Linked DNA regions of Homo sapiens: region 1 is linked to region 2. A link is an interaction called in ENCODE POLR2A ChIA-PET data of the cell type or tissue named here. Cell type or tissue: GM12878. All regions are shown on one strand. Each heading gives the region's core, and the rest is flanking DNA. Links, peaks and the distances in the headings are about the cores only.

Region 1 (4,944 bases), core at 873-4,872, 90 kb before region 2:
ATTTACATCCAAAATAAAAGTAAGAAACTTCCTTAAAAAATTGTTTTTAATTAGGATAAAAGGTTAAAGGGCACACAAAAAATACTGTAAGTTACTTTGCAAATATTTGCCCAAGACCTTACATCATGTCGCATTCTGCACTATTTTACCGCCCACCCCTCCATGAGCCATTCCCCTTGTAATCTAACCTTTTCTAACAGTCAAATTCCTCTGTTAAAATCTCACTCTCATCACTGCCTTCCAGGCAACATCTTTAATCTGATGTGCTGGTCATTCCTACTTTCACTATTCTAATTCACTGTCTGTTATTCAATGATTTAATAAACACTTATTAAAGCAATGAGCAAGGTGAATGGTTCATATTACTGAAGTTGTTTGTAGTCTGGTAGTCTGGGCTGATTATTAAAAAGAAAAGGAAGTTTATAATAAGAGAAATACACTAGGCTTCAAAAGTTGGGAAAAGTCTATTAGAGACATCAGTAAAGGCCCAGTGAGAATGGGCTTTGCAATCAGGAACGCCGAGGTCTGAATCCAAGCTCCCAGCCTTATTGCCGAATGACTTGTGGCATATTACTGACCTCTCTGAACCTCATTTAATAATTACCTATCTCAGATAATTGTCGTCAGGTTTAAAATGAAAATGTTTTATACATTACAGGACACATTTGTAAACACTTAGGAAAAAAATCAGCTATTATAGAGTAAAATGGCAAAATTGTTACAAATATTGGAACTAGACTGCCATGGCCTGAATATTAGATCCTCTCTTTACTAGCTGTGTAGACTTAGGCAACTCACTTAATCTCTCTATGCCTCATTTCCTCATCTATATTAAGTGAATAATAAGGGTAATTCAAAGTTTTAGTCCAATTTTATACTCAGCAGAGAGGATAAAATTGATTAACTCATGTACAAGAACTCTTCATTTAAAAAAAATTCAGGTAAAACTCTACAGTGTCTGGCACTGTAAGTACTCAAGAAATGTTAACTACTTCAATTATCATCAGTGTCATAATTATCATTTGAAGAGGTAGCATTTCAGATAAGTCTTCATGGGCTAGTAATATTTAAATGAAAGTACTGAGAAGAAATTTCTGGCTAAGAAGACAGCAAGAATAAATGTAGAGAAGAACGGAGCAAGAAAGTTTGTTCAGGGGTCAGAAAATACAGAACCAGAGAATAATGAAGTAGATAAAAAAGCAAAAAATGGCAGATCAAGTCTCCATTGTAGAAGGGCTTGGTGTACATTTGAGGTGTTGGTACATACTTCATTACCCAATAGGGAGTCTCTGCACCTGTCTGAGCAGGAAGTTAGGAAAGCCTGAACTTGGGCATCCCAGAGGAGGACAGAAAAGAGAGGACAACTTCCCATGACTGTAGAATCTGAACTGAGAGGAATAGGCAGCTATTTAGAGGAGTGGGATGTGGGGAGGAAGCCAGAGAGGAGAGCCTGAGAAACAGACCAGATGCAAATTGGTTGTGAGTGATAGATACATGGTAGTTGAGACCACAGATCATTCTTTAGCAAGAAGGAAGCTGTGTTAGGTCTAGACAGAGTAAGGACTAGAAGCCTGCCATGAGAGGAGAGGCACCCCAAAGGGAATGGAGAACGAACAGCCAAAGGCAATCAACAGGAAGGAGGAACCAAGATGTAGATGTCACCTAGGGACACATGGAACAGCAATGCATAAAAAGATGCTTTGTAAAAAAGAGTACATCCAAAAAGCAAAGTAGAGATGGAAAAAAGCAAAATCAATCTATGCTCATCATCTTCCCAGAGGGTGGCACTGAACCCTTCGGGCTGAGCTCAGAGTTCTTCCTCTCTGGCCTCAATAGCACCCAGTGCAAACCCTATTAGAGGTCTTATCTCATAAAGACAGGTCTGATAGCAAAAATTGGTGGTATACATGATCAGTAAGTATTTGGAGAATGAATGAATGAGTAAATTAGTGGCCTTTAGAACCTCAGTCATCCCTGCCACTTTTGCATTATAATGCTCTTGCCAGTATTACAAACTAGACTCTCATTCACAAGTTTAAGATTTGCTCTACTTCAAGTAGCAGGCCACATTACTTTGTTGTTTGTCAATTTGCATTACTAGCATCTAAGCAGCCTAAGGGAATGCATAAAGAGTTTTCAAAATGTGTTTCCAAAGCCTTTGTGGTTCCATGAAATACCTGACCCTACTTGCCCTGCCTCCCTCCAGCATCCCACTGCATAGGGACTGTGCAGAGTAAAAGTTGGGAGGAGGGAGGAAATGGCAGTCAGACCTTAATTGGTTATGCAAGAGAGACATCATTGTAAGACTGCGTTTTAAAAAAGAATTCTGAGACTCTTTATTTAAAACTTGAAATATGTTATACTCTACTCAAATTATAGAAGGTTCATGTAAAGTAAGTCCTTTTGTTTATGTTTAAATTATTGCCCAAATATCTAAAATTGCAAAATAAGATCCCAAATTTCCACCATTCTCCCTTTCACTATATACCTATATGAAGAGAAATAAAGCAGTAGGCATGTTTCCCCATCTCTGAGTGTGGTTTATTTTATTCATTTATTTATTTTTTTTTTTTTTGAGATGGAGTCTTGCTCTGTCGCCCAGGCTGGAGTGCAGTGACGTGATCTCGGCTCACTGCAACCTCCGCCTCCCGGGTTCACACCATTCTCCTGCCTCAGCCTCCCGAGTAGCTGGGACTACAGGTGCCCGCCAACATGCCCGGCTAATTTTTTTGTATTTTTAGTAGAGACAGGGTTTCACCGTGTTAGCCAGGATGGTCTTGATTTCTTGACCTCGTGATCTGCCTGCCTCGGCCTCCCAAAGTGCTGGGATTACAGGCGTGAGCCACCTTGCCCGGCCTGAGTGTGCTTTATTTTCTATAGCATTTTGTGTTTTTCAATATTCGACCTGAACAGTTACCCTCCAAGAAGCTAAGTAATACATTAACACAGGTTATACTGTGAAATTCAAAGCTTTAGTTCAACTTCACACTAAGATTCTGTTTTAATTGACTTGGCATGGGAGCCAGTCAAGCACGAGTGTGTGGGAGCTGGCTCCTTGAGCCAATTTGTACTCATCTGTCCCCAGTTCCACATTCAGTGATTTCATGTTGGTAACTTAAAATTGACCATGCTGGGAGAATTTACCCCACGGAAATCCCCAAATGCTACAAATCTGAGCTTTTTTTCTGCCCAGTGATCCAGCTTACCAGCACACCACTCAAATTGTTTAAGTTCTTTATATGAAATTAATACACAGCCAGGGCTGAGACCTACTATAAAAAAAGCGTATACTCAATGAATTAATTTTTCAGCCTTATATGTCTGCAACTATATGTTAGTAATCTCATTACCTGGTGCCACTAGTATATATTTTGCACATTAAGTGCTCTTCTAAAAATATCTATATAAACAGTATTTTAATCAACTCAATTTTTTAATGTTAAAAATGTTTGCCTACTTTTGAATTAAAAGACTAGTCACAGAATTTGAATGGTGAAACTAATTTAAAAAGTACCTAGTGCAACTCTCAGAGTTAAAAAAACAACAACCAAGATTATAGAAACTGAGACTCGCTTATGTTCTCTAAACTATATAAAGGCAGTGACAGGACCATTACATACGTCTGCTACCTCACAACCTGAATTTCCATAGGAGCTTACAGGGTGGATTTGTTTAAAAATAGAAGAGAAAGAAACAGTTCCTTTATGGCTTCTCAGTTCCAGTCCCAAGGGGCCTTTTTGAGTGCTAATAACTACAAGGACACTAGAAAGAACTCATACTTTCAAATGAAAATGTCAACACGTAGCTGGAGTGAAATAATTAAATTGCTTATATATATTTCCATACCTCATCCGGTACAGCAAATATGTGTATTCAAATAATCTCTTGTGAAACGAAAGCGTCCCTTCTTACAGGATGTTGTTACTGCTATCACTGCTCCCTAATCTTGTGAACTGATTAAAAAATAATATATTACTGGTTAATCTTTTTAACTATAATAAAGAGAAAATATAACATCATACCCATGCAAGAAGCAACAGATTTCTTTTCACCGTTCCACAATATCCTAACATCCCCACAATGATAAGGAAACAGCAAACAGCAATCATGACCGGATGAACCACAGGAAAGTAAGTCAAAATGACTGCTTCCTCTACCCTGAAAGAAGAAAAATAATGTATTAGAAAGAAAATATAATCAAAATGCACCCAAGACATAGCAGAAGACACAACTGTGATTTGTGTTAATAATTCTTTCAATCATGATGCCTCAAAACTAGTGACTGCATTGTTATTTTCAAAATCACTGTGCTATTGTTTTTATGTTTATTTGCTCGGTTGCTTTATTTTTGGTTTTGCAGTGTTTGTTTTTTTTAATACAAGTGGTAGCTTTCCTACCCCAACTCATTTAACATATAATATACAGGACCTTGATAAAAGGTCCATCTATTATTATCTCCGAAGCCTTAGCCTAAGTAAATCACATGGGAGCCTTTGCTATTTCCCAGCTGGGAGGAATCTCCTTCCTCTTCTCTAATTTTTGATCCCATGTGCACTACGTTTCTTCTCCCTGACAATTGATCCTCCCCCAAAATGTAAAAGACTGCTATGCAAAGGAAAATCAATCTACATTTAAAGAAAGGAATAGGTAGAAATGATTTTTGCTAGAACACGATGAAAAATTCATTAACCGAAACCAGTATTAATGATAAAAATTAACCATTATTAAGCTAACTTTCCCTGTGTTAAGGACTTGAAAAAAATGGTTTTCATTTAATCCTTACCACAATTCAGATGTCATATAATACAATCTCCATTCAGAGATGATGGAGTAAAAAGTAATTTGTCCCCTGTGATGTTAGTAGATTAACCCTTGAAATTTGAGAAAAAAAAATCATTGTGGTGTATGGTTTTCATTAACCCAAGAATATGAAGGTAAGAGGAA
Region 2 (8,496 bases), core at 1,757-5,756:
GGAGGCCAAGGTGGGGGACTGCTTGAGGCCAGGAGTTTGAGACCAATGCAGGCAACATGGTGAAACCCTGTTTCTACTAAGAATAAAAAAGCTAGCTGGGTGTGGTGGCGTATGCCTGTAGTTCCAGCAACTAGGGAGGCTGAGGCCAGAGGATCACCTGAGCCCAGGAGATTGTGGCTGCAGTGAGCCATGATCACGCCACTGCACTCCAGCTTGGGTGACAGGGTGAGACCCTGTCTCACTGACTCAAAAAAAAAAAAAAGGAAAGAAGAAAACTAAGGTGAAATTAAAGAAAAAGCCATTTTTAAACTGACAGTACTGTACTGAGGTATATAATTGTGTAAATTAATACTACACACATTGGCTTATTGATGGACGTTGATAAGAGTTTTTTTACTGAACTAGTATTTCTTCAGGTCATTTCACTGAGTCAGTAGCAATTTACATATTTTGGTTGTAACAGCCAGACTTCTTCAGTTCATTTTACAGCAAACAGGCTAAGATACAATCTAATATATTTGAAAACATAAGATGTGTGACTTCACAGTTACATTAATTGCTTATAGTACTACAAAACTTTGGTGACTCACAAATAAGAATTCTGATCAATATAATTTTGCTGAATCTCCATATTGAAAAAAGTATACATTATGCATTTATAATTCTACATATTTCACCAGCAAGTATATTGCTAATAAGGGAGACTATTTTTGACAAGGCATTGATGAGAACCGAATCTTTTGCTTTTTTGTTTTTTGAGGCAGGGTCTCACTCCTGTCACTCAGGCTGGAGTGCAGTGGCACGATCCACGGATCGCTGCAGCCTCGACTTCCTGGGCTCAGGTGATCCTCCCACCTCAGCCTCCCAAGTAGTTGGGACCACAGATGCATGTCACCACATCTGGCGAATTTTTCTGTAATTTTAGTAGAAACCGGGTTTTGCCATATTGCCCAAGCTGGTCCTGAACTCCTGGGCTCAAGTGATCTGCTTACCTCTACCTCCCAAATTGCTGGGATTACAGGTGTGAGCCACCACAACCAGCCTGCTCATAATTTTATACATCACATAATTGTAAGAAGTTTCCACATACTTCTTGTTTCATCTATTTAAAATGTGTCCCTCAAACCTCCCCTGCCCCTGACCCCTCTGTTTGATCCATCTACTTCCAGTGCTCATTGCTATAGCACACATCTATAGGATGGTATGGGTATGACCCTGCACCTTTGTGTCAGAACAGTGTGAGTCAGTACAGCAGGCACGAAAGTATTCCTAGAAGCCAGCCCTACAAACTACATAAATATATCTTCCTAGATTCACATAAAAGGTATGTCTTACTCGAATTCCCATCAGATCCTCAACTTGCTCAGAACTCCAAAGCCACCCAACCAAAGGATAAGTGTAACAGAGAGAATGCTGAAGTGGAAAGAAAGAGGTTTTAACCAAGTGAAAACATTTCATTGCAAATTTTACAAAAATCATAAAACCACATGTGGTGGTGGGTTGAAAGGTGGCCCCCCAAAAGATATGCCTATGTCCTGGCCCCCAGTCCCATAAATGTGACCTTATTTGGGTAGAGTCTTTGCAGATGCAATTTAGTTAAGGATCTTAAGAGGAAACCATTCTGAATTGCCGAGGTGGACCCTGAGTCCACTGACAAGCATCCTTTTAAGAAAAGAGAAGGCAGGCGTCTTTATGAGAGAAGATAAACATCCTTATGAGAGAGGACATAGACTCAGAGAAGGCCATCTGAAGACGAAGTGACACAGACATAAGGAATGCCTACCGCCACCAGAAGCCAGAAGAGGCAAGGCAGTGTTCTCCCCTAGAGCCTCCAGGGAGAGTGCAGCTCTGTGACTTCTTGATCTCGGACCTCTGGCCCCCTGAACTGGGAAGAAATTTCTGTTGTTTTAAATCATCATGTTTCTGGTAATTTATTACAGCAACCCTAGGACTAACACTCCATATCAACACTAGAGTCCTTTCCAGAACCTTATTAAGAGATTCAAGTCAATGTGGGGCTCTGACGCTGAAGCTTCCTTAGCTCTACAGTAGATTTCCTCTGCCTTGAATAAAAGGACAGCCAAACTTTTCTTGTCTAATGTTATATTTGAAATAATTTCACATTTATTCTTCACGCAGATTCTCCAATTATTGATATTTGATAACATTTTGATATATATGTAGATAATAAAAAACTGTTTAGAAAAAAATTGTTCATAAAAACAAATTTCTGTAATTGTTCAAAAAAAAATGTGTAGTTAACAGCCATGATTCTCTCTGCTCCAAATACTTCTGCGCATAATCCCTAAGAAAAAAATCATTCTCTTACATGTCTACAGTTTGATACAAGAATCAAGAAATTAACAATGATTCAGTAATATTATCTAATTTAAAGACTATATTTTTTTCTCAATTGTTCTAATAATGTTTTTAAAGAAAAATCTGGTCAACATTGTAATCAAAGATCATATGTCATGTCCTTTGGTCTCCTTTAGTTTGAAATTATTCTCTTTTTTTTTTTGGCTTACAATTTTGAAGACTATAGGTCAATTATTTTGTAGAATATCCCCTAATTTGGGTTTGTCTGATATTCCCCTATGATTAGATTCAGGTTACACATTTTTCTATAGATTGTTACAGAATACTACATTTCTGTAGAATGCTACAGTAGTAATGTTGGGTTCTTCCAGAGCATCATATTAGGGGCACATGATATTGGTTTGCCTTATTTTTGTTGATGTTAAACATTAATCACTTGGGTTTCAGTGTTAGACAAGTACTTGTAAAACTGCTATGTTTCCCTTGTATTTAATAAATATTTTGGAGGAGATACTTTGATACTACATAAATATCCTGTTCCTCATCACATTTTTACCCACTTGTTCTAGAATCAGCTAATCATTCCTGTCTGAACTGATTATTAATATGATTGCTCCCAAGTGATGATTTTTTCAAACACCATCATTCCTTCAACATTTGTTAATGGTTGACATTATACTTAAGAAAGAGTTTTTGCTTCTTTGTCATTTATCTCTCACAAATTTGGCCAATGGGAGCTCATTTAAACTGGTTCATAAGGACATCGTAAACTTTTTATGGGGTCTAATAAGATCTGAGATGGATAGGTATGGTATAATAAAAAAATGTATTTGGTTTGTCTCTGATTGCTGGCACAGAGCTACTAAAATGCTTGGAATTTCTTGAGTAGGAGGAGTACCTTTTGTTATTTATGACAAGCACCTTTTTAACTCCACCTGAGTTATGTTAATTAGGTGACTTAGCAGTCCCTAGATTGCTTCACGATGGGGGCTGATCACCAGAAAAACCAACAAGGTGGTTAGAGTTAGAACTTTCTAAACTCTCCTCCAGCCCTCTGGGAGGGAAGAGAGGCTGGAGATTGAGTTCAGTCATCAGTGGCTAAAGCTTCAATTAGTCATGCCTACAAAATGAAACCTGCATAAAAAACAAACAAACAAAAAAACCTTAAATAATCGGGTATGGAGAGTTTCCAGGTTGGTGAACATATCAAGGTGTCAGGAGGGCATGGAAGCTCCATACCCCACTTAACCCTCATTTCCTGCCCTCTGCGTCTCTTCCATTTGGCTGCTCCTGAGTTGCATTCATTGTATTAAGATGGCAAACATAGATAGTGTTTTTCTGAGTTCTCTGAGGAGTTCTAGTGAATTATCAAATCTTGGGGAGGGATGTGGGAACCCTTCAAGTTGTCACCAAGTTGAACAAAAGTGCAGGTAGTCTGGGGACCCAAGACTTGCAACTGGCATCTGAAGTAAGGGCAATTTTGTGGGAATGAGCCTTTAAACCTGTGGAGGCTGACACTAACTCTAGGTAGTGTTAGAATAGTACTGAATTGTAGAAGACACTCAGTTGGTGTCCACAGAAAATGGAAGAATCATTTAGTGACAGAAAAACTTCAGAGTAGGGATAAGCCAGTCTCCCAAAGGCTAGACACACAGAATCAGTTTACAACCTTTTCCTAAAACAAGTCTTTGAATAAAAAACAGATCTAGGATGAAAACAGTTTCCACAACCCTGGACAGCAATGAGGAAGTTAGGAGAAAGAAATGAAACTAAGACAGTAGGGGATTTTACATTTCACACCTGGTCCGCAGCCTAATGTCCCCTCTGCTGTTCTGAGGATCTCATGATCCTCCCAAGTCTTCACTGAGTCATCATGGAAAATAAAATGACAGACTCACATTTTACAGCTGGATTTTGTGAATTACAAGAACAAGAGAGATATACACAAGCTCAATGTGACTCCTCACTACACCTTAGTTTCTTAGTCGAACTTGGTAGGTGTGATTTATATCCAAAATACAGTCAGGGATTGCATTTTCAATATTTAATTCTATGAACTTCCAGAATAGTTTACTAGCAATTGCCAGAAATAAACTTATATAGCTTGCCCAATGAGCTGTTTCAGGAATTTTTAATGGGAAATGTTATCTCCCGTGAATTTAACTGAGTCACTGATATATAGTTTAATAATATCTTCTAAGGATTCCAACTTTAAAGCAGGAAGCTATTCCTTAAAAAGAATTTGTTTTGCTGTACTTTATTGTGTATTCAAAGATTTTAACAGGAATTTTAGCAAATAAAATTAATTATATGAATCAATTAATTTATAGTAGCTATTGTACAGTTATGCTAAAATATACATTTAGAACTAATTTTGGTCATTCATTACTGTTTAGTAAGGTTTTAAAATTTAGTATCTATCTAATGATATTGCAAATCCAAAACCAACATGGTTCATTTACGTAATCTATCTTTCATTGTTTTTGTTTTACAGAATTTAAAAAACAAACAAAAAACATAAATTATGTTTTGTTCTAAAGATAGTACCATATTCTTTATATAAATACCTGTCCTTAAAGAATTCAATCATGACACTCTGATCAAATCAGTTATAAAATTACCACTTTTCCACATTCTTGTACAAATACCTTGACTCATAAAGCTATGTGCCATTAATCATTTCATTGTTAGGTAAAATTGCATCTTATCAAGGAAAACTCATGCTTGAATCAATAAGAGTATCAAAAAACTTACTTTTTACAAAAGCAAATAATAATACCCTCCACATAAGGCTTGTTCTGTAGAGTAAATCTGGATTGAAGAGCCACAATCTATGACCCCAATAAGTGATAATTTTTAAGAAAACTTGTGTAGAAGAGCAGGATCTAAAAATTAAAACTTCCATTATTGTGGTTAACCAGACAATATACATTTCAATAAAGTTAATATTTTTTTTCTTATACCCACACATACTTCATCCAAGAGAAGGGGATTATATACAACTCCAATTGACTATGAAAAGGATTACACTGACTAGCACAGTGCTATTAAGCTTGAAATTAACTATTGAGATTTAACATATTGTGAAACAATAGATACATAATGCATATTAAAATCATTATTAAAATAGTAGAGGAGGCCAGAGCAATAACAGTAGATGAGGAACATTCAATGTTCAGAGCATAAGTGTTACTATGACAGTGACTCACATCTATGGCACAGGGTCAGTGTTAAATTAGCAGAAAGAACTTGAGAAAGAAATGCCTAAATACATGCTATGGAGACTGCTGTGCTTTGACCAAGGTACTAGAAGAAGACTGAGAATACACTTGACAGACAAGTGCTCCAGTTTATAGAGAAGAAATCTAAGGCTCTGAATTAGTCATAACCATAAGATCCTTCCTAATACATATATAGTATAAATTTGAATAGAAGTCATTCCTCTCACTTTTTTGGATAGAACTTTAATTTAATGTAATTTCTGTAAGTCATGTTCCTCTTTGTACTGACCTCTAGTCCTGAATTTGGGTGCGTTTTTTCCCCAAAAGTTTATTTTTAGCCATCATGAAACAGGAACTCTTTTAAAGTTATGATTTCTTGACCTATAAATTGCAAAATTGTACAATAATTTTCAAACTGTGGTCAATTATTTTTATTCCTACTGTGTTTTCAAAATATAAGTATTTACAAAAACAGTAATTAATTTGGGGTTTTAAATGTAAAGAAAAGTACATCTAACACTTTTCAATCATTGTTACTATCTGAGTTTCTCAGGGCCTAGAAAATCAACTGAGTTTTTGAGATACTCTTCATTCTGTTCCTCATTAAAACTTTATGCCCTACTCCTCATTTAATTGTTAAGAGATAATAAACCAATTCACAAAACATACTGATTTCTGACAACTCCCAAATAACAGGCATTTTTATCAGGAACAATGCATTGAATGGTGGCTTGTTTTGGTGAAGCTACTTTTGGAAGGAGGGCCTTCCCACACAAACACTTGCCAACCCTGCAAGAACACAGCTCTGGGTATCAAAATCATAATGGAATTATTCTGTGGATAAATGAGGACATTAGGACCAAATGGGATTTAAAGTAAGAAAAAAGTGAACAGTGCTGTGTTAATTCAAATCAAAGTGATTTTTATTGCTGTCTACCCCACAGACTGATATTTAAGGAAGCGATATTCCTTTATTGCCCTGAAAGTGCCATTGACTATAAACTACTTTCCTTTTTGTTATTTTCTTGCCTCTCCTCACCTTAACATTAAACCTTACTCTTTAGTTGCCGTAAAAAATGTTTAAAAGGCTTTCTAAAATATATTGGAAATATCTGGGAACTATTAATTGAGTGCTTACCACATGGCAGATATTAAGTCTTTCATCTTATGTGCTCTACCACACATAATATGTATTATCATCCTTACCAGATGGAGAAGACAGGAGCCTACAGAAGAGACCAAATAAATTACTCTCCAGTTCCCAAATGTATGTATGTGGTAGAACTGGCACTGGTACCCAGACCCAACTCCAGTGCCCATGACTTTAACCACTCTTCATTATAATGCTTCCAAAAGTCAGGCCCTCTTCTACAAACTTTACATATATCTACTCTTTTAATCTTTACAACAACCCTATGAAGTAGGAATTGTTACTATCCCCACTTAGAAGTGAGGAAACTGAGGCAAGGAACAGTTAAATACAGTCAGTGAGTTACGGATAAAACATTTACTCTTATGTTGTCCAACTCCTAAGCATGTGCTGCTAACAACTGCACCAACAAAAGTGTTAAATAAAGCTGAGTATATTTTGAAGACATGGCAATATATAAAGTTTAAAGATAAAGTCAAAATGTATCTCTAATATTTTCATAGCATTAAAAGCAATAAACTATACTTAACTAAAAACTTTTGATAGGAATCAGTCTTCAGAGATATTTTAATATTTGAATGATCCAAAAGCACCCTTTCAAAATTACATTATATTTTAGTTTATACAAGACAATGCAAAGATGGGCCTTTAAAACATGTATTTTTTTACAATATACACTAATAAAACGTTAAGTTAAAAACTGATCTTTTTAACTTAAAGGTTAATCAGTTTTAAAGATTTATTTTGTGCTAACAGTAGATAAAGTGTAAACTCATTTAAATAAATTTTGAGAAAACAGAAAGTAAATGGTTAATTGCTGATGATGTATTTGCAGACTGCAAAAAAAAAAGAAACAACAAAAAGGAAATTATGACTAATTCAGCTGCAGAAAAAAATAACTGAAAGAGAAGAAGGTGTGTATTTGTTTAAATCTGGGCTAACAGTCAAGTTGGAAGACATACGGAAATTGCATTTTCCTGTTGATGAATCAAATAAATTAAAGATTCTGATCTTGAAATATATGTTACCATCCATAATTTACTTCTTCAGTTGAGAATGCACACATAGTTTAAAGTAAAATACCACATGTTTGTGGTAAAGGGCCATAGTATTCAATATTTATCATCAAATTTCATTTATTGACATAGCTACCTCTAAAAGTTTACAGTAAAAATGAATAACACTGGTGCCTACTTTTGAGAAAGGAATGTAATAGCTACTAATATTAATGATACTAATCACCATCCTAAAAGCCAAATTGAACATGAGTGTGTGTTTGCAATGTAGAATAGAAAGGGAAGATAGGAGGTCAGTTTTATTAGATGTAAGTTTATGCAAGTGGTCAGTTTTTAATGGGGGTTGAAAGATTTTCTTAAATAATTCAATGAACATTGACTTTAAAGCTCTAAGTTTTAAAGGAATGAGAGAGAGATGAAAAAAGAACTTTCCATTTGAACAAAGAACTTAAAAAAAGGGGGCCAGAGAAGATAGCTCTAAAAGTTGTGAAGACATAGAGGTTGCCATCAACTCTTTTCCTACCAGATTATACTGCTTGGCTTTAAAGTAGAAAGCACTGTAAATGCGAGTGAGAAAGAAATCAGTTTCTCCTATGAAGAGAAATTAGTTAGGAACCCTCACAAGAGAAAATGATGTATTATATTTGATATATCATCGTTAACAAAAAGTGTCCAAAATGCTGAAACAAAAGCTGGAGTTAGGAATCTAGGGAGACTGTACATGATTGTGGGGATTTGACACTAAGAAAGTTTCATGGCAAGAGTTGTCCTTAATTTAGAAGGGAAAGAC

What was found. Peaks named below come from ENCODE experiments on the same cell type or tissue, not always from the same donor. Only the 100,000 strongest peaks of a DNase experiment are listed, where the experiment ranks them.
Region 1: POLR2A ChIA-PET joins it to region 2 with 5 read pairs; 3 of 35 experiments call an interaction of 5 or more read pairs at or near these places.

Annotation. Positions count from the first base shown.
Region 1 is chr7:120,834,755-120,839,698 of GRCh38, forward strand. TSPAN12 (tetraspanin 12) reads right to left here. Exons shown (of 8, transcript NM_012338.4): 4 at 4,023-4,158. Among named protein-coding and RNA genes, the nearest start is that of TSPAN12, 21 kb to the right of the region's middle. In GM12878, for the core only: no CTCF peak of the experiment used is centred there; DNase peaks (open chromatin) are centred at 3,037 and 3,707; H3K27ac peaks cover 2,389 bases.
Region 2 is chr7:120,923,797-120,932,292 of GRCh38, forward strand. No RefSeq gene overlaps it. Among named protein-coding and RNA genes, the nearest start is that of ING3, 23 kb to the right of the region's middle. In GM12878, for the core only: no CTCF peak of the experiment used is centred there; a DNase peak (open chromatin) is centred at 4,105; H3K27ac peaks cover 482 bases.